3 separate regions of the Homo sapiens genome follow, and all the other regions are linked to region 2. A link is a loop called in an ENCODE intact Hi-C map of the cell type or tissue named here. Cell type or tissue: endothelial cell of umbilical vein. All regions are shown on one strand. Region 1 has its middle 29 kb from the start of MEGF9. Region 2 overlaps LOC102723324 (a long non-coding RNA gene). Region 3 overlaps GSN (gelsolin).

Region 1 (8,000 bases), 660 kb before region 2:
TGGCCAGGCGCGGTGGCTCATGCCTGTAATCCCAGCACTTTGGGAGGCCGAGGCGGGCGGATCACGAGGTCAGGAGATCGAGACCATCCTGGCTAACATGGTGAAACCCCATCTCTACTCAAAATACGAAAAAAGAAAAAAAAAATTAGCCGGCCGTGGTGGCGGGCGCCTGTTGTCCCAGCTGCTCGGCAGGCTGAGGCAGGAGAACGGCGTGAACACAGGAGGCGGAGGTTGCAGTGAGCTGAGATCGCACCACTGCACTCCAGCCTGGGCGACAGAGTGAGACTCCGTCTCAAAAAAAAAAAGAATAAAAATAAAAAAATAAAAGTATGCTTCTTATTGTCATGATCATGTAAACCACAATCATTGCCATTAAAAGTACACAATGTAGCAAAACCAGTGATAACCTGTAGCCTTCAAAGTATTATTAATAAGAGAAATTTATCCTCAATGGAGCATGTTGGTTGGCAGCTTATTTTTTTGGATACTTATAGTTGTGATGTTTACGTTGTGATTTTGTATTTTGTATCGACCATAAATTATATTTTTTTATTTCTAAACCTTGTAAACAAAAAATATACTAACACAGAATTTTGTTAAAGTTTATATGAAGGAATATAAAAAAAAAACATTTTCTAGTATTCAGGAAAGTATATAGTAGCTTCCCAGTCCTCTGCTACCAGCTTCCAATCAGCTCCACAAACTGTGAAACTGTCCCTAAAATGTCCCCAGTCTTAGGGAGAAGTTTGAGATTATTAGGGTCACAGCTACACTGCTGTAACAAAGAGGCCCCAAAATATCGTGGGTGCAAAAACATCAAAATTAATTTTTCTCTTACAAAACAAAACAACCAGGCTGGATTGGTCAAGTGATGCCGCCATAAACAGATACAGTTTCAGCCAGGAGCGGTGGCACATGCCTGTAATCCCAGCACTTTGGGAGGCCGAGGCAGGTGGATCACCTGAGGTCAGGAGTTCAAGGCCAGCCTGGCCAATATGGCGAAACCCCGTCTCTACTAAAAATACAAAAATTAGCAGGGCGTGGTGGCGGACACCTGTAATCCCAGCTACTCGGGAGGCTGAGGCAGGGAGAATTGCTTGAACCCAGGAGGCGGAGGTTGCAGTGAGTCAAGATGATGCCACTGGGCTACAGAGCAAGACTCTGTCAAAAAAACAAAAAACAAAAAACAGGTAGTTTCCCTGTTGGTCTCCATCCCCTAAGGTGTCATTATTTGCTTAATCAAGGCTGGGTTGCTAACTCTGGGAAAGGAGGAAGAACCAACATTCCAGATAAGGAGCTTAAATCTGGAGATGACCCAGAAAATGTTCACATCACTTCCTTTCAATATTTGGTTAGTCCACACTTAACCACATGGTCACATCCAGCTGCACAGGAGTCTAGGAAATGTAGCCTGTAGCTGGGCAACTGTGCCCAGGAAGAGGGGAAGAATTTGGAGGAATAAGTAGCCATCTGCTACAGAGATTCTTTTTAATTTAAAAAATTTACAACATAAAAGAATTATATTACAATCCCATCATACAACTACTGACATTTTTCTATTGTTCTTTCCACATTTGAAACATGTGTGTTCCATGTATTTTTATAAAGTTGTAAAAATAGTATGTATGCAATTTTACATTCTACCAGAAATAAAACAGTATAATGAAAATAACATTAGATTCAAACAATGATATGCTATTTTTTTACCTATGACATTGGCAAGGTCTTTTAAAAAACCACAATAACCAGTGTTGGAGAGATCATGGGGAAATAGCCACTCAAACGTTACTCATGAGAGTGTACACATGTGTAACTTCACTTGGAGGGCAATTTGGTGATACATTTAAAAGTTTTGGCCAGGTTTGGTGGTGTACACCTGTATCCCCAGCTACACGGGGAGGCTAAAGCGGGAGGATGGTTTGAGCCCAGGAGTTTGAGGCTGCAGTGAGCTACGATCGCACGACTGCACTCCAGCCTGGGTAATGGAGGGAGACACTGTCTCAAAAAAAAAAAAAAAAAATTTACAATTTAACCTAAGGGGAAAAATGTAGAGATGTGGGTACAGATTTGTATAAAGGCTGGTTGTCGAAGCCTTACTTATGCTAAAAAATAGAACTAACCTAAATATCCAATGGGGATTGTTTAAATGAATTATGATTCAACCTTCCACAGAGATTAGAATCATGCTCTTGAAGAACACTGATGATGTAAAAAGTCTGCTAACATATTAAGTGAGAAAGCACATTACAAAATGGAATATATGTTCTGATAATTTTTGGTAAAAATTATCCATAGCTGTAAAGAGGACTAGAAGAATATTCACCCAAATGTCAACAGTGGTTCTTCTGGGTGAGTGCTATTGACAGCGGTTTTTACTTCCTTATTTACTCCTTTTGATATTTTTCAAATATTTGGCAATAGACATGTATTAGTTTTACAATAAAGGGGTTATTTAAAACACTGAATTAGACATACAGAATCCTAATACATTAGAGCAGAAATGATCCTTGAACTCCTTCATGTTTCAAATGGGGAAACTGAGGTCCAGAGAGGGTGAGTGACTTGCTAAAGTAACACAACTAGTTAGAATTGAGATTTGAACTGAAGTAGTTTGTCTTCAAGGCTGGTGTTCTTATCACTATATAACTAAAAAAAAAAACAAAAAAAAACACCTTTTTTTTTCTTTTTCTTTTTGTAGTCAATGTTCTGCTGAATAAAAAGAACTTTTCTAAAAACAGCTTGACTCCTGGCAGCTTAGTCAGTGTTGAGGTACACAAAAAAACAAAGTGTCTGTAAGTCCTTGGAGAACTTAAAACAAAACAACTTAAAACATACACACACAACAAATTTCTGGTACATCCAGTGCTTATAAGGAAATATACATTGGGAAAACAAACATTCACACTGATAGAAACAGGATATGAGTGTCTCATTCATTCATTCAAAAAATATTTGTTGCGCACCTACTACATGCTGTTTTTAACACACTAGATCCTGGTAATCAATGGTAAACAGACATGATTCTCACTCTTCTGGTGCTTACAGTATTTAAATTCTGCTAATGTTTGTTGAACATCTACTATACACTTTACATATTTTTAAAGTTTTTTTCAATATAGAGATGGGGGTCTCACTATGTTGCCCATGCTGGTCTCAAACTCCTGGGCTCAAGTAATCCTCCTGCCTTGGCCTCCCAAAGTGCTGGGATTACAGGCATGAGTCACGACACCTGGCCAACGCTATACATTTTTTACAAACCTTTGTCATTGTACTATACCAATAATATTAACCCCCACTTTATGAGTTATAATTTAGCTACTAAGCATTGTAACTAGGCACTATTTCTAATCTTACAACAGCCCTATGAGATAGGTATCATTAACTCTATTTCACAGATGAGAGAACTAGAATCATAGATATTAAGTGGATTTCCCAAGATTACACAGACTAAGTGACAGATCTGTTTTCTAATGCTCATCTCATTGCCCTTAAACATAGGGTCCTCTTCCCACAACTGTAGCCTCAACCTCGAGCACCCACTCATTACAGAGGTTAAATAAAGGGCTAGGACTTAATGAATTTAGACCATTTCAGACTTATTGAACTTATTGGGATGGAGCCCAGGAATCTGCTATTCTTTTATTATTATTATTATTATTTATTTATTTATTTATTTGAGACGGAGTCTCGCTCTGTCGCCAGGCTGGAATGCAGTGGCGGATCTCACTGCAACTTCTGCCTCCCAGGTTCAAGCGATTCTCCTGCCTCAGCCTCCTGAGTAGCTGGGATTACAGGCATGCGCCACCATGCCCAGCTAATTTTTGTATTTTTAGTAGAGATGGGGTTTCACCATGTTGGCCAGGATGGTCTCGATCTCTTGACCTCGTGATCTGCCCGCTTCAGCTTCCCAGAGTGCTGGGATTACAGGCATGAGCAACTGCGCCCAGCCAAATCTGTCATTCTTGATAAGATCACTCTATAACTTGTATCTGTGCTAAAGTTCAGGGGCCACCGCCCTTATCTGTAACCTGGAATCCTACAATTCAATCTCCCATTAGAGAATGTATCCTTAGGTCTCAGGTGGAATGTACCAATTCTCAAATTCCACTAGGGGACAGTATAGGCCAATATGTCTAGACAAGTGGCACACTGTGGAAGACTGTGGAATCAATCACTGATGACATTCATTCATCCCTGGACCAACAGCGAGGGCTTGTCGGCTGCCAGGCACTGGGCTGAGCAAAGGTGGATGATTTCTGTAATGCTATTTACAAACTTAGAAAGCTGCTTTGGGGCCAGATGCGGTGGCTCAGGTCTGTAATCCCAGCACTTTGGGAGGCCGAGGTGGGTGGATCACCTGAAGTCAGGAGTTTGAGATTAGCCTGGCCAACATAGTGAGACCCCCATCTCTATATTGAAAAAACTTTTTAAAAATGTATAATGTATAGTAGATATCCAACAAACATCAGCAGAATTTAAATACTGTAAACACCAGAAGAGTGAGAATCATGTCTGTTTACCATGAATTACCAGGATCTAGTGTGTTGAAAACAGCATGTAGTAGATACGCAACAAATATTTTTTGAATGAATGAATCAATGAAGTACTCATATCTTGTTTCTATCAATGTGAATGTTTGTTTTCCAGTGAGCCGAGATCGTGCCACTGCACTCCAGCCTGGGCAACAGAGTGAGACTCCATTTCAAAAAAAAAAAAAAAGAAAGAAGGCTGCTGTGGAGTAATGTGGTATGTTGAAAAGCAGGACCACGGTGTTTTGTGGTTTCTCCCATCAAAAGGTAGATCTATTTCCTCACGCCTTGATTCTGGACTTGCTTTGACCAAGAGAACATGGTAGAAGTGACTTGCAGAGTTCCAGAGCCTAGACCTCAAGGTCTCACTGCTTCTCCCTTTGCTTTCTTGGGAGGCTTCTGGCATTGAGTTCAGAAGCCTAGGTTGAAAGGCCATGCAGAGAAGCCCAGCTGTCCCAGCTGAGGCCCCAGCCTCGTGGATAAAGCTGTCTTAGCCCACATATTCCCGGACCAGCCACCAGTGATTGTAAGCTGCCTGGTGAGCCCAGCAGACCCAGTCAACCCGCCAAATTGTGAAAAATAACAAATCATTATTTTAAGCCACTAAGTTTCAGAGTAGATTATTACACAGTAATAGATAACTGATAGACGCGGCCATGCACAGGGGATTTTTTAAATTAATTTAGCAATTCTTTAACTGAGTGCCTGCTTTGTACCAAGTATTGTATTATCTCACGTGTTAGGGATCTGTGCCTTGTGGAACAAGATAGAAAAAGCCCCCAGCCTCATATGGGCGAAGACGCACAATAAATTAGTAAATGGATAGATATACGGGGCAGTATAATACCATATGGAATAAGGGCTGTGAAGAAAAACAAAGTATGGAGTTCAAGAATGATTGAGGGTCGAGATCAGGTTCTTATAGACAGAGTGGTCATGGAAATCTTCTCTAGAAAGGTGAAATTTGAGGATAGCTGTGAGTACTGAGAAGGAGCAAAACCTGTGAAGATCCAGGAGAAACACTTCCATTTCAGGCAAATGGAACAATATCTAAAAAACTCCAAAGCGGGAAACATCTTAGTATACGCAGAGTACAGCCTGAAGGCCAGTGGGATTTGTTAAATGCAATGTTAAATGCAAATTAATACAAATTTGTTAAATGCAACTGTCAAATGTGAATTAATGGTTTAACTTGTTAGGCCGGGCATGATGGGTCATGCCTCTAATCCCAGCACTTTGGGAGACTGAGGGGGGCAGATCATGAGGTTAGGAGTTGGAGACCAGCCTGACCAACATGGTAAAACCCTGTCTCTACTAAAAATACAAAAATTAGCTGAGCGTGGTGGTGCGCACCCATAGTCCCAGCTACTCAGCAGGCTGAGGCAGGAGAATCGCCTGAACCTGGGAGGTGGAGGTTGCAGTGAGCCAAGGTAGTGCCACTGTACTCCAGGCTGGGTGACAGAGTGAGACTTCGTCACAAAAAAAAAAAAAAAAAAAAAAAAAAGTTTAACTTGTTAAACTGGTGTAAGATACCATTTTAACTTATTTAGGATTCCCTATACTTCAATTTTCTTAACACTAAGAACAGGGTCATGTCAGTCACTCACATTCACTGAATGCTAACTCAAATGAATATCATTCTAAACTATTTGTCAAAATATGTTTAAAAGTTCTTTATTTTTCTGGCTTTTGAATCAGTAAACTATTTTACACTTTTCTGTAGCTCTTATTGCCTTTAGTGTTACGATGCTCAGAATCTAATCTTCAGATCTAGACTACCTCATCAAAGAACACTACGGGAGAAAATATTTGCAAACTATACATCTGACAAAGGTCTAATATCCAGAATGTACAAAAAACTTAAACAACTGTGCATGCAAAAAACAAACAACCCCATTAAAAAGTGGGCAAAGAGTATGAACAGACACTTTCAAAAGAAGACACACATGCGGCCAACAGGCATATGAAAAAATGCTCAGTATCACTGATTGTTAGAGAAATGCAAATCAAAACCACAGCAAGATACCATGTCACACAGGTCAGAATGGCTATTATTAAAAAGTCAAGACCAGGCGCAGTGGCTCACACTTGTGATCCCAGCACTTTGGGAGTCCGAGGCGGGTGGATTACCTGAGGTCAGGAGTTCCAGACCAGCCTGGCCAAAGTGGTGAAACCCTGTCTCTACTAAAAATACAAAAATTAGCTGGGCAGGGTGGCGGCCGCCTGTAATCCCAGCTACTCGGGAGGCTGAGGCAGGAGGATTGCTTGAACCTGGGAGGCAGAGGTTGCAGTGGGCTGACATTGCACAATTGCACTCGAGCCTGGGCGACAAGAGCCAAACTCTGTCTTAAAAAAAAAAAAGTCAAAAAATAACAGATGCTGGCCAGGTTGCAGAGAAAAGAAAGCACTTATACGCTGCTGGTGGGAGTGCAAATTAGTTCAACCATTGTGGAAAGCAGTGTGGCAATTCCTCAAAGAACTAAAACCACAGCTACCATTTCACCTGGCAATCCCACAGCTGGATAGATATCTAAAGGAATATAAATTGTTCTACCATAAAGATAAATGCATATGTATGTTCATTACATCACTATTCATAATAGCAAATACATGGAACCAACCTAAATACCCATCAATGGCAGATTGGGTACAGAAAATGTGGTACATATACACCGTAGAATACTATGCAGTCATAAAAAAGAACAAGATCAGCTGGGCATAGTGGCTCACGCCTGTAATCTCGGCACTTTGGGATGCCGAGGCAGGTAGATTACCTGAAGTCAGGAACCAAGGCAGGAGCCGGCTCCCTCAGCTTGCAGGGAGGTGTGGAGGGAGAGGCGCCGGCGGGAACCAGGGCTGCCCACTGTGCTTGTGGGCCAGCGCGAGTTCCGCGTGGGCGTGGGCTTGGCAGACCCCGCATTCAGAGCGGCTGGCCGGCTGGCCGGCCCTGCCGGCCCCAGGCAGTGAGGGGCTTAGCACCTGGGCCAGCAGCTGCTGTGCTCAATTTCTCGGCAGGCCTTAGCTGCCTTCCCACGGGGCAGGGCTCGGGACCTGCAGCTCGCCATGACTGAGCCTCCCCACCCCTCCGTGGGCTCCTGTGCAGCCCGAGCCTCCCTGACGAGCGCTGCCCCCTGCTCCACGGCGCCCAGTCCCATCAACCACCCGAAGGCTGAGGAGTGTGGGTGCACGGCACGGGACTGGCAGGCAGCTCCACCTGCAGCCCGGGTGCGGGATCCACTGGGTGAAGCCAGCTGGGCTCCTGAGTCTGGTGGGGACTTGGAGAACCTTTATGTCTAGCTAAGGGATTGTAAATACAGCAATCGGCACTCTGTATCTAGCTCAAGGTTTGTAAACACACCAATCAGCACCCTGTGTCTAGCTCAGGGTTTGTGAATGCACCAGTGTACACTCTGTATCTAGCTACTCTGGTGGGGACTTGGAGAACCTTTCTGTGGACACTCTGTATCTAGC
Region 2 (8,000 bases):
TTGCACACATAGGTTGATTCCTTATCTTGGCTCTCGTGAATAGTGCTGCAGTAAACATGGGCATGCAGGTTTCTTTTCAATATGTTGATTTCCTTTCCTTTGGATAAATACCCAGTAGAGGAATTTCAGTATCATACTGTGGCTCTATTTGTAGTTTTTTGAGGAACCTCCATACTGTTCTCCCTACTGGCTGTACTAGTTTATATTCCCACCAAGTGTATGAGAGTTCCCTTCTCTCTGCATCCTTGCCAGCACTTTTTTTTTTTTTTTTGTATTTTTGATAATAGCCAGCCTGACTTGGATGAGATGTTATATCATTGTGGTTGTGATTTACATTTCCCTGATAATTAGTGATATTGAGCATTTTTTCATATACCTTTTGGTCATTTGCATTTGAAAAATGTCTGTTCAGATCACTTGCCCATTTTTAATCATATTGTTTGTTTGCTGTTGAGATATTTGCGTTCTTGTGTATTCTGGATATCAATCCCTGGTCAGATGAGTAGTTTGCAGATATTTTCTCCCATTCTGTAAGTTGTCTTTTCACTGTGTTGATTGTTTTCTTTGCTGTGCAGAAGCTTTTTAGTTTGATATAATCCCATTTATTTTTGCATTTGTTGCCTGTGCTTTTGAGGTCTTATTCATAAAGTCTTTTCCCAGAGCAATGTCCTGAAGCATTTCCCCTAAAATCTTTCTTCTAGTACTTTTATAGTTTTGGGTTTTATATTTAGGTCTTTGATCCCTTTTTAGTTGATTTTTGTGTATGGTGAGAGATAGGGGTCTAGTTTCATTCTTCTGCGTATAGATATTCAGTTTTCCCAGCACTATTTATTTATTTATTTATTTATTTATTTATTTATTTATTTGAGACAGGGTCTTGCTTTATCACCCAGACTGGAATGCAATGGTGCAATCATGGCTTACTGCAGCCTCAACTTCCCAGGCTCAAGTGATCCTCCCACCTCAGCCTCCCAAGTCACTGGGACTATTGGTGCATGCCACTGCACCTGGCTGTTTTAAAAAAATATATTTTGTGTGTTTGTAGAGAGGGGTCTCCCTTTGTTGCCCAGGCTGGTCTTGAACTTCTGGGCTCAAGCAATCTTCCCTGCTCATCCTCCCAAAGTGTTGTGATTACAGGCATGAGCCATCGTGCCTGGCCCAGCACTGTTTATTGAAGAGATTGTCCTTTCCCCAATGTATGTTCTTGGTCCCTTTGCCAAAAATCAGTTGGCTGTAGATACATAGATTAATTTCTGGGTTCTCTATTCTGTCTCATTGGTCTATGTGTCTGTTTTTATGTCAGTGCCATGCTGTTTTGATTACTATGGCTTTGTGGTATATTTTGAAGTCAGGTAGTATGATGCCTCCAGCTTTGTTTTCTGGCTTGGGTTTGCCTTGGCTATTCAAGATCTTTCGTGGTCCTGTATAAATTTTAGGATTTTTTTGTTTTTATGAAGAATGTCATTGGTATTTTGACAGGGATAAGGCCCAAGTGTATTTTCCCCCTCTTTCAACAGGCCATAAGGAGCTCCCCATGAAACCACAAGTGCTGGTTGAGGGAGAGGCCAAAAGGCATCAGAAGTAAGTGCTGTGGGGGTCTGGGCCACCTGCTCGTGTAACTTGCTTGTGCTCTGAGCTTGCTTGAGTCTGATCTTGTACATACTATGTCTATTTGATAATGGATTGCTGCTGCACATTATTATAGCTAGGTCTTGTTCATAATGGGCAAGTTATGTCATGTAATTGTTAGGTCATGTAATAGGAATTCCATGGTTAAACAGTTTTTACCAGGGCGTAATAGTGAGCTATGAGCTGCTTCTTTAAGGGGGCAGAGGAGTGTATGGTTCTGTTAGCTAGCTATGTGTTGTGTCATTTTCCTGTTGAGGCTTGCGTGAGGAGCCATGCAGCACTCTTACCACAGACACTTGGAGCACCACTGGATAGACAGACTGGAATGACACTGCCTCGACCCACTGTAGAGCCTTCTCTTGCTTCAGGCACCATTCAGAAGTAGCAGCCTTACAAGTTACTTGGTGTAACCGGATCAGAGCAGAGCATCCACTTGTGGTTTGTGTTGCCTACAAAATCTAAAGAGGCCGAGGACTGGCACAATAATCCTGAACTTGGAAAACAAAGACTGCATAACATTACCTATTGATATAGCGGCCAGATGTGACTTTGGTTGTTTTCCCTTCATATGTGGTTGTATACAAAATAGTACATTTTGTTAAGTAGGAACTTTTTTGGACTTGTATTATGGTAAGAAACATGTATGTGTGTCCTCCTGTAGGCTGTCTGAATATTTCTTTCTGGTCTACATAGCATCTCTTGGTCTGGGCAAACTTCCCTTCCCAATTTAGGTGGTTCTGATGAGTAAAGGTAAATTACCAGATAGCAAAGCAAGAGGGCATTCTAGAAAATAAGATCAGTGGAAGCAAAGGCCTATGGGCATTGTGGGTTCTGGAAGCAGTAATTAGTTCAGTTGAGTAGTAAGTAGCACTAGGGGTGAAGAGTATGAAGAGTGGAGTGGTGGGAGATAAAACGGGAAATGTTAGGTAGGGCTATACTGGAAGGAGCTTTATGTACCATATGAAGAAAGTGGACAAAATCCTATGCTGAGGGAAAAGTAGTGATTTTTTTTTTACAGGACTGTGATGTGATCACATCACATTGATATGAAAGATATTCCATGAGGGAGAATTTGAGATGAGCAATACTAGGGGTAGAGCTATTATTTAAGATTACCTAGTAATTCTGAATAAAATGATGAGACATGAGCTAAGTAAGGTAGTGTGAATTAGAGGAGAAAATGAATTTAAATGATACATAGGAAGTGGAATTGACAGACTTGGTGGCTGACTATGTGGAGTGGGAAGAGAGAACAGGAATTTATGTATGTGGTTAAAAATTATATACTTGTATGAAACAATCTGGTTTGAGCTTGAGTGGGGTTCAGAGAGATCTGGGCCTAGTGTAGAGTGACCAGCTGTTCTGGTTTATCCAAGATTAAGGGATTTCGATTTCCTGGGATGTGAGACTTCCAATGCTAAAACTGTGAAAGTCCCCAGCAAACCAGGACAAATTGGTCATGCTAGCCTAATATGAATGGGCGGACAGATTAGTGACAGGAGCTTATCGGCATAAGCACTGAAACACCTTCTGGGATAACCATGACCTGGCAAGAGAGCCTTTAGTGGTGCAAAGAAATGGTGATCCTTGATAATGCATGGTAGTTGCTATTCAAATCTACCTCCCAATGGATCCAATCTGGGGTCCCACGGAGAAAGGAGGCTGGAAGTAAAATACGAAAGAACTGTTTCACTAATCTGTGACCCCGTTTAACAGAGTGTAACTCAGAGAGGACAGATTCTTTCTCACCGTGGACTACCCCACAGCTCTGGAAACCTGAGGGCTTTAGTACATTGGGAGATTCAGTTAAATACAGGTTGGGGGAGTTCCAAGGGATGGAGAGGGTGGGGAAAGGGAGAAGGAGGAACTGGTAACCTGTACTGGTACAAGAAAAACTAAAATACTTAGCAGAACAGAATAACATCTGTGCAGTGGGGTATAAGTCAGTGAAATATGAGTTATTACAGCACAGGTGACATCAGCAGGCTTTTCTTGAAGCAATTCCTTTCAGAAGGAAAGAATGTGTTGATTACTTTCTTTGTTATGTTGCGCCATCTACTGGTAACTCTCATGTACTTTTTTCCTAGTTAGATGTTTAAAAGAAGACAGATGAATTAAAAACTTGAGAACTGTTTCCAAAGTCGTCATTTATTCGTTCGTTCGTTCATTCATTCATTCATTCATTCACTTCACAAATACTGAGTGAGTATGTATACCTTCTATATTGCAGTTACATTTCTAGGCATTGGGGTTACAGCTGTGAACAAAACTGAAAGAACCCTGAACTCATGGAAGCTTACTTTGATGAAAGAGTACATTTCATTTTTTTCCCATGTGAATGTTCTGTTTTCAAAGCACCATTTACTGAAAAGATTATTTTTTTTTCTTTAGGACTCTGCAGTGCCGTTACTGTTATATATGAAGTGTCCATTTATATGTGAGTCATTGCCTATCTTGGTTATGCTCCATTGATTTATTTGTCAATTTCTGTGACAATATCATATTGTCTTTATCATTTTACTTTATAATCATTGTTAATATTTAGTACATCAAGAACTCCCACCTCATTTTTTAAAAGAATGTTTTGGATAGTCTTGGCCTTTAAATTTTCCATAAAGTTTAAAATCAGTCTGTCAAATTCTGTCAAAAAAAAAAAAACCCTCCTGGGAATATTTATTGGGATTGAACTGAATCATTAAATCATTTTAGAGTGAACTGATATTTTTATACTATTGAGCCTTCCAATCACGATTTACTTCAGTTTTCCTTAGTGTCTTTCAATAGACATAAAAGTCTTATATATCTTTTGGTACACTTATTTGTAGATACTTGATTTTTTTAGGCTAAAAAGGCATCTTTAAAAAATCATTTGCTAACAATTATGGCTGGTGTTTGGAAATGTAACTACTTTTGTCATATTGATTATTCATCTAGGGATTTTGCTAAATGCTCTTATAATTCAAATAAATCTCTTTTTCCTACATATACAATTTATCATTTGTAGATAATTATACCATTAATTTGTTTTTCTTATCCTTCATGTACTAGTTAGAAGCTCTAGTACAACACAGAATAGAAATGGTGATATTAGGCACCCTTTAATTGTTCCTGACTTTACAGGAAAAGCTTTTGACATAAAACATTACTTTTCTTTGGTTTTCTACAGATACTTTTTATTAGATTAAGAACTTTCATTCTATTTCTTTTTTCTTAAGTGTTTAAAAATCTTGAATGGATATTAAGTTTTATCAAATGCTTTAGAAATTTTGCATCTATGTAGAAATACTGTAACTTTTTTTCTGCTTGAATCTCTTAATGTGGTGAAGAACTGGTACCAATTCTACTGAAACTATTCAAAAAATTTGAGGAGGAAGGACTCCTCTCCAACTCATTCTATAAAGCCAGCATCACCCTGATACCAAAATCTGGCAAAGACATAATGATAAAAGAAAGCTACAGGCCAATATCTCTGATGAATGTATGTGCAAAAATCCTCAACAAAATACTAGCAAACTGAATCCGAAGCACATTAAAAAGTTAATTCATCATGATCAAGTTGGTTTCATTCCTGGGATGCAAGGTTGGTTCAACATACACAAATCAATAAATGTGATTCACCACATAAACAGAATTAAAAACAAAAACCATATGATCATCTCAATAGACACAGAAAAAGCTTTTTATAAAATTCAACATCCCATCATGATAAAAGCCCTCTAAAAAATAGTCACCAAAGGAACATACCTCAAAATAAGAGCCATCTATGATAAACCAGCTAACATCATACTGAAGGGGCAAAAATTGGAAGCATTCCCCTGGAGAATTGGAACAAGACAAGAATGCCCACTCTCACCACTCCTATTCAACATGGTAATGAAAGTCCTTGACACAGCAATCAGGTGAAAGAAAGAAATAAAAGACATCCAAATAGGAAAAGAAGAAGATAGTTTGACTTCTTCTTTGCTGATGATAGGAATCTATACATAGAAAACCCTAAAAACTGCCAAAAGTCTCCTAGAACTGATAAACAACTTCAGCAAAATTTCCAGATACAAAATCAATATACAAAAATCAGTAACATTTCTATACACCAATAACATTCAAGCTGAGAGCCAAACCAAGAATGCAATCCCATTTACAATAGCTGCAAAAAACAAACAAACAAAAACCTAGGAATACAAGTAATGATGGAGGTGAAAGATCTCTCCACGAACTACAAAATACTGCTGAAAAAAACCATACGTGGTACAAACAAATGGAAAAACAGTCCATGCTCATGGATTAGAAGAATCAATATTGTTAAAATGGCTAAAAGCAATCTACAGATTGAATGCTATTCTTATCAAGCTACCAACATTATTTTCCACAGAAGTAGAAAAAACTATTCTAAAATTCATATGGAACCAAAAAAGAGTACAGATAGCCAAAGCAATCCTAAGCAAAAAGAACAAAGCTGGAGGCATCACATTAGCAACTTCAAACTATACTACAAGGCTACAGTATCAAAACAACATGGTACTGGGACAAAAACAGATGCACAGACCAATGGAACAGAATAGAGAACCCAGAAGTAAAGCCACACATCTACAACCACCTGATCTTTAACAAAGTCATCAAAAATAAACAATGGGGAAAGGACTCTCTATTCAATAAATGGTGCTGGGATAACTGGCTAGCCATATGCAGAAGACTGAAACTGGACCCCTACCTTTCACCAAATACAAAAGTTAACTCAAGATGAATTAAATATTTAAATGTAAGACCTCAAACTATAAGAATCATAGAAGAAAACCTAAGAAACCTATTCTGGACATCAGCCTTGGGAAATAATTCATAACTGAGTCCTCAAAAGCAATTGCAACGGAAACAAATTGACCAGTGGTACCTAATTAAAGTAACAAGCTTCCAATTAAAGCTACCAATTAAAGTAACTATCAACAGAGTAAACAGCCTACAGAATAGGAGAAAATGTTTGCAAACTATGCATCTGACAAAAGTCTGATATCTAGAGCTATAAGGAACCTAAACAAATCAGCAAGCAAAAAACCAATAACCCCATTTAAAAAATGAGCAAAAGACATGAACAGACACTTCCCAAAAGAAGACCTGCAAGTGGGCAACAAATACATGAAAAAATGCTCCACATCGCTAATTGTCAGAGAAATGCAAATCAAAACCATAATGAGATACCATCTCATATCAGTTAGAATGGCTATTATTATTATTATTTTATTTTTATTATATTTTAGATGGAATCTCGCTCTGTTGCCAGGCTGGAGTGCAGTGGCACAACCTCAGCTCACTGCAACCTCTGCCTCCTGGGTTCAAGTGATTCTCCTGCCTCAGCCACCATGCCCACCTAATTTTTGTATTTTTAGTAGAGATGGGGTTTCACCATGTTGGCCAGGATGTCTCCATCTCTTGACCTCGTGATCCACACGCCTCAGCCTCTCGAAGTGCTGGGATTACAGTTGTGAGCCACTGCGCCGGGCTGGCTATTATTAAAAAATAAAAATAAATAGATGCTGGTAAGCCTGCAGAGAAAAGGGAAACTTATACACTTTTGGTGGGAATGTAAATTAGTTCAGCTACTGTGGAAAGCTGTTTTTTGAGTTGTGTGAGTTCTTTACATATTCTACATACCTAACTCATCAGGTAAATTATTTGCAAAAGTTTTCTCCCATTTTATGGGTTGTCTTTCCACTTTGTTGTTAGTATTCTTTGATACACTAAAGTTTTGTATTTTGATGAATTCTAATTTATTTTTTTCTTTTGATTGTGCTTTTGGTGTCATATCTAAGAAACCATTCCCAGCTGTGCATGGTAGTGTGCGCCTGTTGTCCCAGTTACTTGGGAGGCTGAGGCGGGAGGATCCCTTGAGCCCAGGAGTTTGAGGTTTTAATACTGTACTGTAGTGAAACAGTGTATTATAGTGAAACAGCATAGTGAAACTTTGTCTCTAAAAAAAAAAAATTCTTTTTAAAGAAATAAATCTTTGCTAAATCCAAGATAATCATTTATTCCTATATTTTCTTCTAAGAGTTTCATAGTTTTAGCTCTTATGTTTAGATTTTTTATCCATTGTGAGTTAACTTTTGTAAATGGTCTGAGGTAAGGGCCTAGCGTTATTTTGTGGGACAGTTTTCTTCTTGTGTCATTTGTAATTTTATATTTTTCTAAAATAATTTCTATTTCATCCATATATTCAAATTTATTAAAGTTGCTTATAATATGCTTTGTTAGCTTTTAAATATCTGTATTATTGGTAAGAGTAGCTCCCCCTTTTTATATGATACTGTTACTTGTGCTTTCTTTTTTTCTTGTCTAATTTTGCCAGTGGTTTGTCAATTTTATTAGTCTTTTTAAATAGA
Region 3 (8,000 bases), 120 kb before region 2:
TACACTTGCACAATTCAGCAGCAATAAAGCATAACAAGTTAAGATCCCAGGCCGAAGAAGTGGAGAGAACTTGGTTCTCCTTCTGGTTTATGTTTTGCACTTGCCCTAAGACCTTGAGGACATCACCTCACTGAGTTTCATTTTTCTCAGCTATACAGTTAGGGCTTCAATACCCACTTCACAGAATTCTACAAAGTACCTAACACAATGCTTGGCCAGTGCAATCATGTGGATGCTGGGAATTTGTATTATCTCATCTGACTCCAAAGAGCCCTGGAAAGGAAGCAGGTAGGGACAGATCCTTCCCATTTCATGGACTCAGAGAAGAAACGGCCATGTTTCTTGGTGTCCTGAGCTTCACTTCAGGAACTGGTAGTCCAAAGGAACTGTATCGTTCAGAACGGAGGTAAAACAGGCTTTTGTGGGCTAGCCTGTATCCATCCCCCTCCCACCTCCCCTCCCACCACAGTACCTGTTTCTCTTGGAAGGCAAGTTCCCAGTTCCAGTGGCAGCCAGAATTCTTTCTATGCTCTTTTAGAAGGTGGGAGATGCCTGCCTAGACTGTTCAGTGGTCTTAAAAAAGAGACCATAAAATTCATGGTTGCATAAAATATAGTTTTCATAGATTTAAATTGCATTTTAAATGCACTAAGGCTTCATCTTTGAGCTTTTCAGAAATGTGGGATTTCAGACTCCATCTTTAGGGTTGCCTTATTTAGCAAATAAAAAACAGTGTGCCAGTTAAGCATGAGTATGGCCCTTGGAATGTTTGGGGCATAATTATACCAAGACATCTTATTGTCTTTCTGACATTTAGATTTAACTGGGCATCTCATGTTTTATCTGGCAACCCTACCCACCTTGGGTCTACTGAATCCAAATCTGGATTTTCACAAGATCCCCATGGAATTCGTGTGCGAATTCAAGTGTGAGAAGCATTGCATTGGGAGCCTTGCCATCAAAGCCCTGAATGAATCCTTTTTGTAACAAATCTGTTGGTAAAATATAATGCACTATTTATAAAGAGCCTGATTATTCCCAAATCAACCATTTGCACACATCTGTGTGTTCATGTGTTAGGTTTTCTTAATACAGGCTACCCTTGCACTGTTGTCAGTTGAAGGGAAGAATTCCTTGCTTTGGTAAGAAGCCCTAGCCCCTCTCAAGGACCTATTTTCCTCATCTGTAAAATGGGCTACATCCTTAGCATCCGTGCCAGCCTGTGGTGACCAGCTGAGGTGGCCCCAAGGGGATGCATGGCTAGAGCCCACGCCAGGTCCCTCCTCAGCCTCCTCACAAAGGACCGAATGACTTGGCTCTGTGATCCCATCCCCCAGAGACTTTGGTGTGACTGTGGTGACCCTTGGCATAGCGCACCCCCCCGACTGCCTCCTCATCTCAAAACTTTCCAAACCATGACTTTTATAGCAGGGCTTTAGGAATCGCCTGGCTCTACCCTCTCACTTCATGGCTACAGATACTTGTGCCCTGAGAGAGCAAGTGAATTTCCCAAAGCCAACAGCAAGCCCTCTGATTGCTGCTCTACCAAACCAAAATGATTTCAGTTCTCATGAAACCTAAGGCCTGACTAAGGAAGATTAAGAAACCTGGTGGTGGTCGGGTCCTGTAGTGGGGTGGGAGGAGGGGGGAGGGATAGTATTAGGAGATATACCTAATGTAAATGACGAGTTAATGAGTGCAGCACACCAACATGGCACATGTATACATATGTAACAAACCTGCAGGTTGTGCACATGTACCCTAGAACTTAAAGTATAATAAAAAAAAAAGAAAGAAAGAAACCTGGTGGTGGTCATACGCCTAGTTTGTCTTGGTTGTGTGGTCTTGGGTAAGTCATTTCTCTCTCTAACCTATTCCCTGCCCCCACCCCTCCATAATATGGGGAATACACATTTTCCTGTTCCCCTAGGTCTCCTTTCTACCTGGTTAAGGTTTTATTTTAAGATCCAGTGGTAGATCTTGGTCTGTCAATTGGTCCTAGAGTGGAATGCTTTATGAAATCACTGGTACATGTGTTAGGTCAGAGACTTAATACCATGACATCATGAAAGATGTCTTTAGACCCTTTCTCTCCTCATTGCTAACAAAGATTTTATGAACTGTGTTTCAGCTGGACAAAAAAGATGTTCTAGAGCATTCTAAGATCGCCTGGGGCTTTTGTTAAAATGCAGATTCTGGTTCCACAAGTCTGGGGTGGGGCCTGAGGCTCTGCATTTCTAGTGATGCTGATGTAGCTGGTCCAGGGATCACACTTTCAGTTGCAAGATTTGAAAACAATCTGTTATTAGTGTAGAATCAATACTTATGAGATAAGGGACTTAAGAGGCAAGTCCCTTGTTCAGGGCTAAAGACCCAGTGACAGTAATAGGGTCTAGCCTGGAGCCCAGATCTTTTAATGTCTTGTCTTTGACATCTGACTTATCTGTCTATTTTATCTGCAGCTATGAGTTTCTAGAATCTGAACAGCCCTTAAAATACTTTGCTGCTTAATTATGTAGCAAAGTAGGTTCTTCTTTAGGAAAGAGAGTGACTCAGTAGAAAGCCATTGGAAGGGGGAGAAATACAGCTAGCATTTGATCAACCCTTTCACCAGAAGTTTTTATACTTGAGATTATAAACATTCTTTCTGTATTTATGGATGCAAACTACAGTCCTGGGGAGGCCCCAGTCTGTTTTTGTATGCCTCTGAGCTAAGAATGGTTTTATAGTTTTAAAGTGTTGTTAAAAAACAACAATAACAAACAAACAAGGAAGAATATGCAACAGAGAGGGTGTGTAGCCTATGGAGCCTAAAATATTTACGGTCTGGCCCTTTTACAGAAAAAGTTTGCTGACCCATGATCTAGAGTACCCAAAGATTTGCATGTTCTTTTTTTTTTTTTTCTAGTCAGCAAGAGGCCCAGCCTTATAGCTTTGAAATATAGTGAGGTCAAGACGTAGGGGAGGCAGCCTGCGTTGGTGGGAACTGCCCAGACATCTTAGCTGTGTGACCCTGAGCACATTACTTCACCTCTCTGAGCTTGTGTCCTAGCTTCACAAAATGAGGACAAAGATTGCTGCCTGGTAGAGTTATTGCAATGATGAGACATGCCTGTAGAGTTTAACGCTTGGAAGGTGCACAGAAAATGATAACTATTGTTATTAGGGGTGGCCATTTGAACGCTTATGGCATTAATGGACAGATATCATGTTACTCCCATCAGGTCTGAAGGCCCTCCCAATGAACTGGGAGCAGTCTTTTAGGAGAGAAAAATACTCTGCTCCAGTATCCCCCCATCCCACCTCCAGAGCAGAAAGCTCCTTTTTAGCCAGCTAGACAGACAGGGTTCCATGGTGGCTTGCAGACTTTCATCGGGCGAGCTCTCTCCCCAAAGACTGGCCTTTCCACAGCTGAGACTATTAGAAGGCGTCTTCTGTTCCTATGTCCTAGGATGTGATTCAGCAAACAGGCACGTAGTGAGAGCCCCAGGCTGGGATTGTGAGTGCTGGAATGAAACCCTTCTCTTTATGGCTCCATCTGGAGTGTGTGGGTGGTGGACTAGAATCAGTGGTTTTGCTGACCTTGTTTTTAAGCTGCTGCAGCCTTAAGGTCCAAAATGGAAAACAGACCAACTTGGAGTTAGCTGGGGCTAATTCTAAACCTGGCTGAGTTTGAAAACTCAGCTCCTGGGGTGTGTCTGAATCTCAGGGAGAGTGTAATGCTTTTCTTGCCCATAGATGGCAGCATCTGCACTCTTTGCCGGCTCTGTGAATGTGTGTGTGCACGTGCACGTATGTGTTACACACGTGTGCACGCATGGGAGTCATAGTTTCTTACTTTGGTAAATCTTGAGCTGCGGTGGTCCCAGCCCTAGGCCAGGCTCTGGGATACATGGGAGCAATTGGGGAGGCTGACTTGCAAATAGACTATTACAGTAGAGTGTGACCGGGCAGATTAGGGGGTGTGGAGGTCTGTACGGAGACTACACGGAGGACTCAGGAACAGAGTGCCATTGCATCTGGCTGGAGCCTGGTGGGGTATAGTGGAAGACAGGAAGCCATGAGGGCCAAGGCTCAAGGAGTTGAAGGGGACAGGTCATGAAGAATGTGGAGAGATTTGTTAAGGATCTTGGACTTTATCTGGGGCCATAGTGGAGCCATGGTAGGTCTGGGCAGAGGAGTGGCATGGTCTGGGCTTGCTCTAAGGAGGATGCATTGTAGGAGGGAGAGGTTGCAGGAGGATCAGTTAGGAAGGTTCTGCAGTCATGCAGGCAAGAGGTGATGGGGCTATGGACCCAGATGTTGGCATTGGGGTGGGGAGAAGGGGGGACACTCTGGATGCAGTCAGGGGTTGAACTAGCAAGACATGGTGATACACTGGAGGGGAGAGTGACAGAGCAAAAGGGGTGAGTGGTGTGTTGAGGAGGGTGAGGGCCTGGTGTCTGGACTGGTCCACCGGGTGGATGGTGGATGGTGGATGGTAGTGCTGTTTGCCGAGATGAGGTGCAGTAGGGGAGGAGCACATTGTACTTGGGAACAAATGCAGCACCACCATGTGCATCTGAGGATGAGAGTGCAATTTGGGGTGTGTAGAAAGAAGGGGGGCTGGATTCGAAAGGCTCATCCTCACACAGAGTTGACAGAGTGCGGGAGGTCATTAGTCATTTGCAGAAACAACAGAACCCAACTCTGCTTTGGTCTGTCCCTTGGAACCAGGAAGTTTCTGCCATAGTCTTTGAGAAAGACCCACAGAGGTGGGCACCAGGTCCTGCAGCCCAGATAAGTGTCTGGCCTCTGACCTCTCTGGTTTTGGGTACCGTGACTCCACTTCCGTGGCTGTGTCCCGTGTCAGTCACAATGCACAAGTCATCAGGACTGTCTGAACCATTTACTGTCAGCCTGAGAACAGGGCTTGTTTGTGTCTTAATCCCAGGAGCCTGCACGGCCCTGCCATCTTCGGGATCTTGGACTCTCCCCTCGGCTTAGGGAAGCTGGTTTAGGCAGAGAAATTTTCCAGTGTGGGCAGGAGCCAGTTTGCTCAGCTTCCCTCTGAATGTAGATGACTGGAATTCTTAGTGGCGAAGAACGGTGAAGATCCAAGTTGTCCCTGAGAGGCGGGAGGACTGAGCTGCATACTCCACGATGAGCTGATGTGGGATGGTCCTTCATCCACTCATCTAGCATATGTCCACTGGCACTGCCATTTGCAGGGCACATGCCATGCTGAAGCTTTAGAGGTGAAGCAGACAGAATCCTTGCCTCCAAGGAGCTTACAGCCTAGAGGGAGAGAAAGTCCTATCACCAGACACTGATAATGCAGTCTTGCTCAGCAGTAGTGCATTAGAACAATAATAGACTGATGCTGAGGTACAGAGCTGCGAATATGACATATCAACAGGGTGGGTCCCCAAATCGCACATGTGCAGGATGAGAAAGATACAATTTGCAGGCAAAAGACTTAGAAATTTAATTATTAATAATCAGGGTAATAATTAGAGTAAACACATGCCTTGTGCAAAACCCTGAACATGTTTTATCTCATGGTAGGTTCTAATATTATCCCTCTTTGAACAGCAAAGGCAACTGAGACTCCGAGAAGTGATGTAGCTTGCTCAAGTTACACAGTTAAGTGAGGGCCCAGTTTATATAACTTCAGAGTACTAACGTACAGCTCTGAAGTTGACTGTAAACTGAATTCAGCCATGCAATAGGGCTGCCTTAAATGCAAATGGGATTTTAGGCTCAATTAATAGAAGCATGATATCTCTAATGAAGGAGGTGAGAGTCCTGCTTGCCCTGTCCTGGATAGAGCTTGACTGATTGTCTAATTCTGGGTCTTGTGCTGTCAGTAGGGACAGGTTTCATCTGGAGCAGATCAGGGAACAGGGTGAGCGAACCGGAAACCCTGGTCTCAGGAAGAGCTGGAGGAAAGGGGGTGCACAATTTGTAGAAGACTTGAGGGGCCCAGGATCACTGTCTTCAAATCTCCAAAGAGCCATCAGGAAAGAGGGGGACAGACCTGTTCTGGCTGACCCAAAAGGAGGCAGAGCTAATACCAGCAGGTACAAGGCATAAGAAGAGAGAGATTTTAGTGCATCCTTAGGACAATTCTTTTACGCAGCCAAACCCTCCAGCAGCAGGTCTTGCAGCCTTGGCAGGTAGTGAGTGCGGTGTTGCTGGATGTGTGCAAGTACTGATTGTGTGACCCCTGGTGGAGGGGAGGAAAGGGGTTGAAACATCAAATGGGGATTTGACCAGATGACCTTGAACTCCCCCTGAGGCTGACATTCTGTGCCCTTTGTTTACAGGTAGTGCTCATAGCTCTCTTTGTCCAGTGCTTCGGCCTTGGTCCCAGCGCCTTCCCACGGAGCAGCACTCTTCACCCTGCACAGCCTTGTTAGGTAGGTAGAGCAATACAGACACCTGTCGTCCTCTTAAACCCCGCCCTGGCTGCCCAGGGAAGCCTGGAGGGGACTTCAGTGGTGGAAGCAGCCGCTGTAGCCACAGTGGATTCAGTGGGAGTCCCTGAGGTCTTCCTAATAAGGCTCAGAGTGCGTCTCTGCTCCTTTCCTGTCCTTGAGAGGGAGGTCAGGCGAGAGTGATCTTGTAGGGAGGAGGCCGGGACTGGGCTCGGTGCCCGGATGCCTGGCTCCCACCCTGGCTGTGCTGGTTGCTTGCTATGTGACTTTAGGAGAGTTGCTTTCCCTCTCAAGGCCTTGGTTGCTATTCTGTAGAAGAGCAGAGTCCCCATAAAGAGGAGGTGCAGGAATTCTTCCCAGAGGCTTTGGAGAGGTGAGAAAAATGGGGGTCCATTTGCCAAGTCTCTGGACTTGTTGACCAGAGGAGGAGCACCTGAGGTGTGTGAGTCATGGGGAAGCGGATGAGTCATGCCCGCTGGGGCCAGCTGGCAGGGTGGGGCCCACCTGACTATCAGATTCACAGGTGACCTGCTGAAGTAGGTGGGGAGGTGGGGGGAGGAGTGCAGAGTCCTGGGCTGGAAGCCAGGAGACTGGCTCACCTCCCAGCTTCAGCCTCGGTTTCTCCACCTGTAGGATGGGTGCCTTGGTCTCCCCCTACCCACCTAACAAAGCTGCTGTGTGGACCCAACGAGCTTGTAGATGCCAAAGGGCTTTGTGACCAGTGAGACAGGAAGGATCACTACTAGGGGGAATCGCCCAGCTTCCAACACCCAAACAGAAGTGAATTTCTAATGAGCAATTGTGCAAGAACCCAGGAAAACACCCCTCCAACCCACGCCATCCCTTTTCTGCCAAAAGGAGAAGGGGATGAATGAATACAGGACTTACGCGTCTGCTGTGGCCCAGCTGGCTTCCAGATGGTGACATGAGCCACCCACAGCCGGAGCTGTTCCTCTTTCCCAAAGCTCAGGTGAAAGGGCTTTTTGGTGGTCCCCAGGATGTTGTGCCCCAAAAGCCAGGGATTCCCAAAAGGTCTGCCGGGCCCAGAAAGCTGACTCACCCCATCAGCGGCTATCCAAAGGTTCTGCTGACAAAGAGGTAGCCCTAGTGCTGCCCTAATAGGAGGACTTGAGGGCCGGGTCTTGGCTCTGATGCATCTGCCTTTGAGACTGAGCCCTGATAACTCCAAAAGCCAAGTTGCCTCAATGTAATCTGTCAACAAAAAGAATGTTATGCTCTGTTGATGCTTTTGGTGACTATGACACAGGGGCCCTGTCTTCCGCAGACCCTGCAGGGCCAGGCTGGCATAGACCCAGCTGAGCAACCGTCGCCTGAGAGCTTTGCTTATTCATCCCTCTTTACTCCTCTGCCCCCTGCAATGTACCAGCCCTGTGCCCACCTCCACGGAACCTTGGTTCAATCAGGGAGGCCCCAGTGACCTCCTCGATGTCCAATCCAGTGCTCTTTCCTCAGGACTCCATGTGCCAGTCTCTAGTGCAGTTCCAGAAACTCCCTCCTTTTGCTTCTGGGAGGCTGCACTGTCTGGTTTATTTCCTCTTCTCTTTTTAGTTAGGGCCCTGT

What was found. A loop is a pair of places that touch in the nucleus more often than their neighbours do. Peaks named below come from ENCODE experiments on the same cell type or tissue, not always from the same donor. Only the 100,000 strongest peaks of a DNase experiment are listed, where the experiment ranks them.
Region 1: it touches region 2 in a loop (4-fold over the local background); 13 of 110 quality-filtered maps call a loop at or near these places.
Region 3: it touches region 2 in a loop (6-fold over the local background); 10 of 110 quality-filtered maps call a loop at or near these places.

Annotation. Positions count from the first base shown.
Region 1 is chr9:120,739,020-120,747,019 of GRCh38, forward strand. No RefSeq gene overlaps it. Among named protein-coding and RNA genes, the nearest start is that of MEGF9, 29 kb to the left of the region's middle. In endothelial cell of umbilical vein, a CTCF peak has its summit at 4,117 (motif pointing right); DNase peaks (open chromatin) are centred at 1,312 and 2,812; H3K27ac peaks cover 1,241 bases.
Region 2 is chr9:121,396,646-121,404,645 of GRCh38, forward strand. All of the region lies in intron 3 of LOC102723324 (a long non-coding RNA gene), which reads left to right. Among named protein-coding and RNA genes, the nearest start is that of STOM, 30 kb to the left of the region's middle. In endothelial cell of umbilical vein, a CTCF peak has its summit at 3,684 (motif pointing left); DNase peaks (open chromatin) are centred at 1,876 and 3,666; H3K27ac peaks cover 1,513 bases.
Region 3 is chr9:121,275,162-121,283,161 of GRCh38, forward strand. It overlaps GSN (gelsolin), which reads left to right. Exons shown (of 18, transcript NM_198252.3): 2 at 6,309-6,401. It overlaps GSN-AS1 (GSN antisense RNA 1), which reads right to left. Exons shown (of 1, transcript NR_103560.1): 1 at 5,607-8,000. Among named protein-coding and RNA genes, the nearest start is that of GSN-AS1, 6.4 kb to the right of the region's middle. RefSeq lists an enhancer at 6,313-7,512. In endothelial cell of umbilical vein, a CTCF peak has its summit at 3,703 (motif pointing right); DNase peaks (open chromatin) are centred at 3,740 and 6,850; H3K27ac peaks cover 2,093 bases.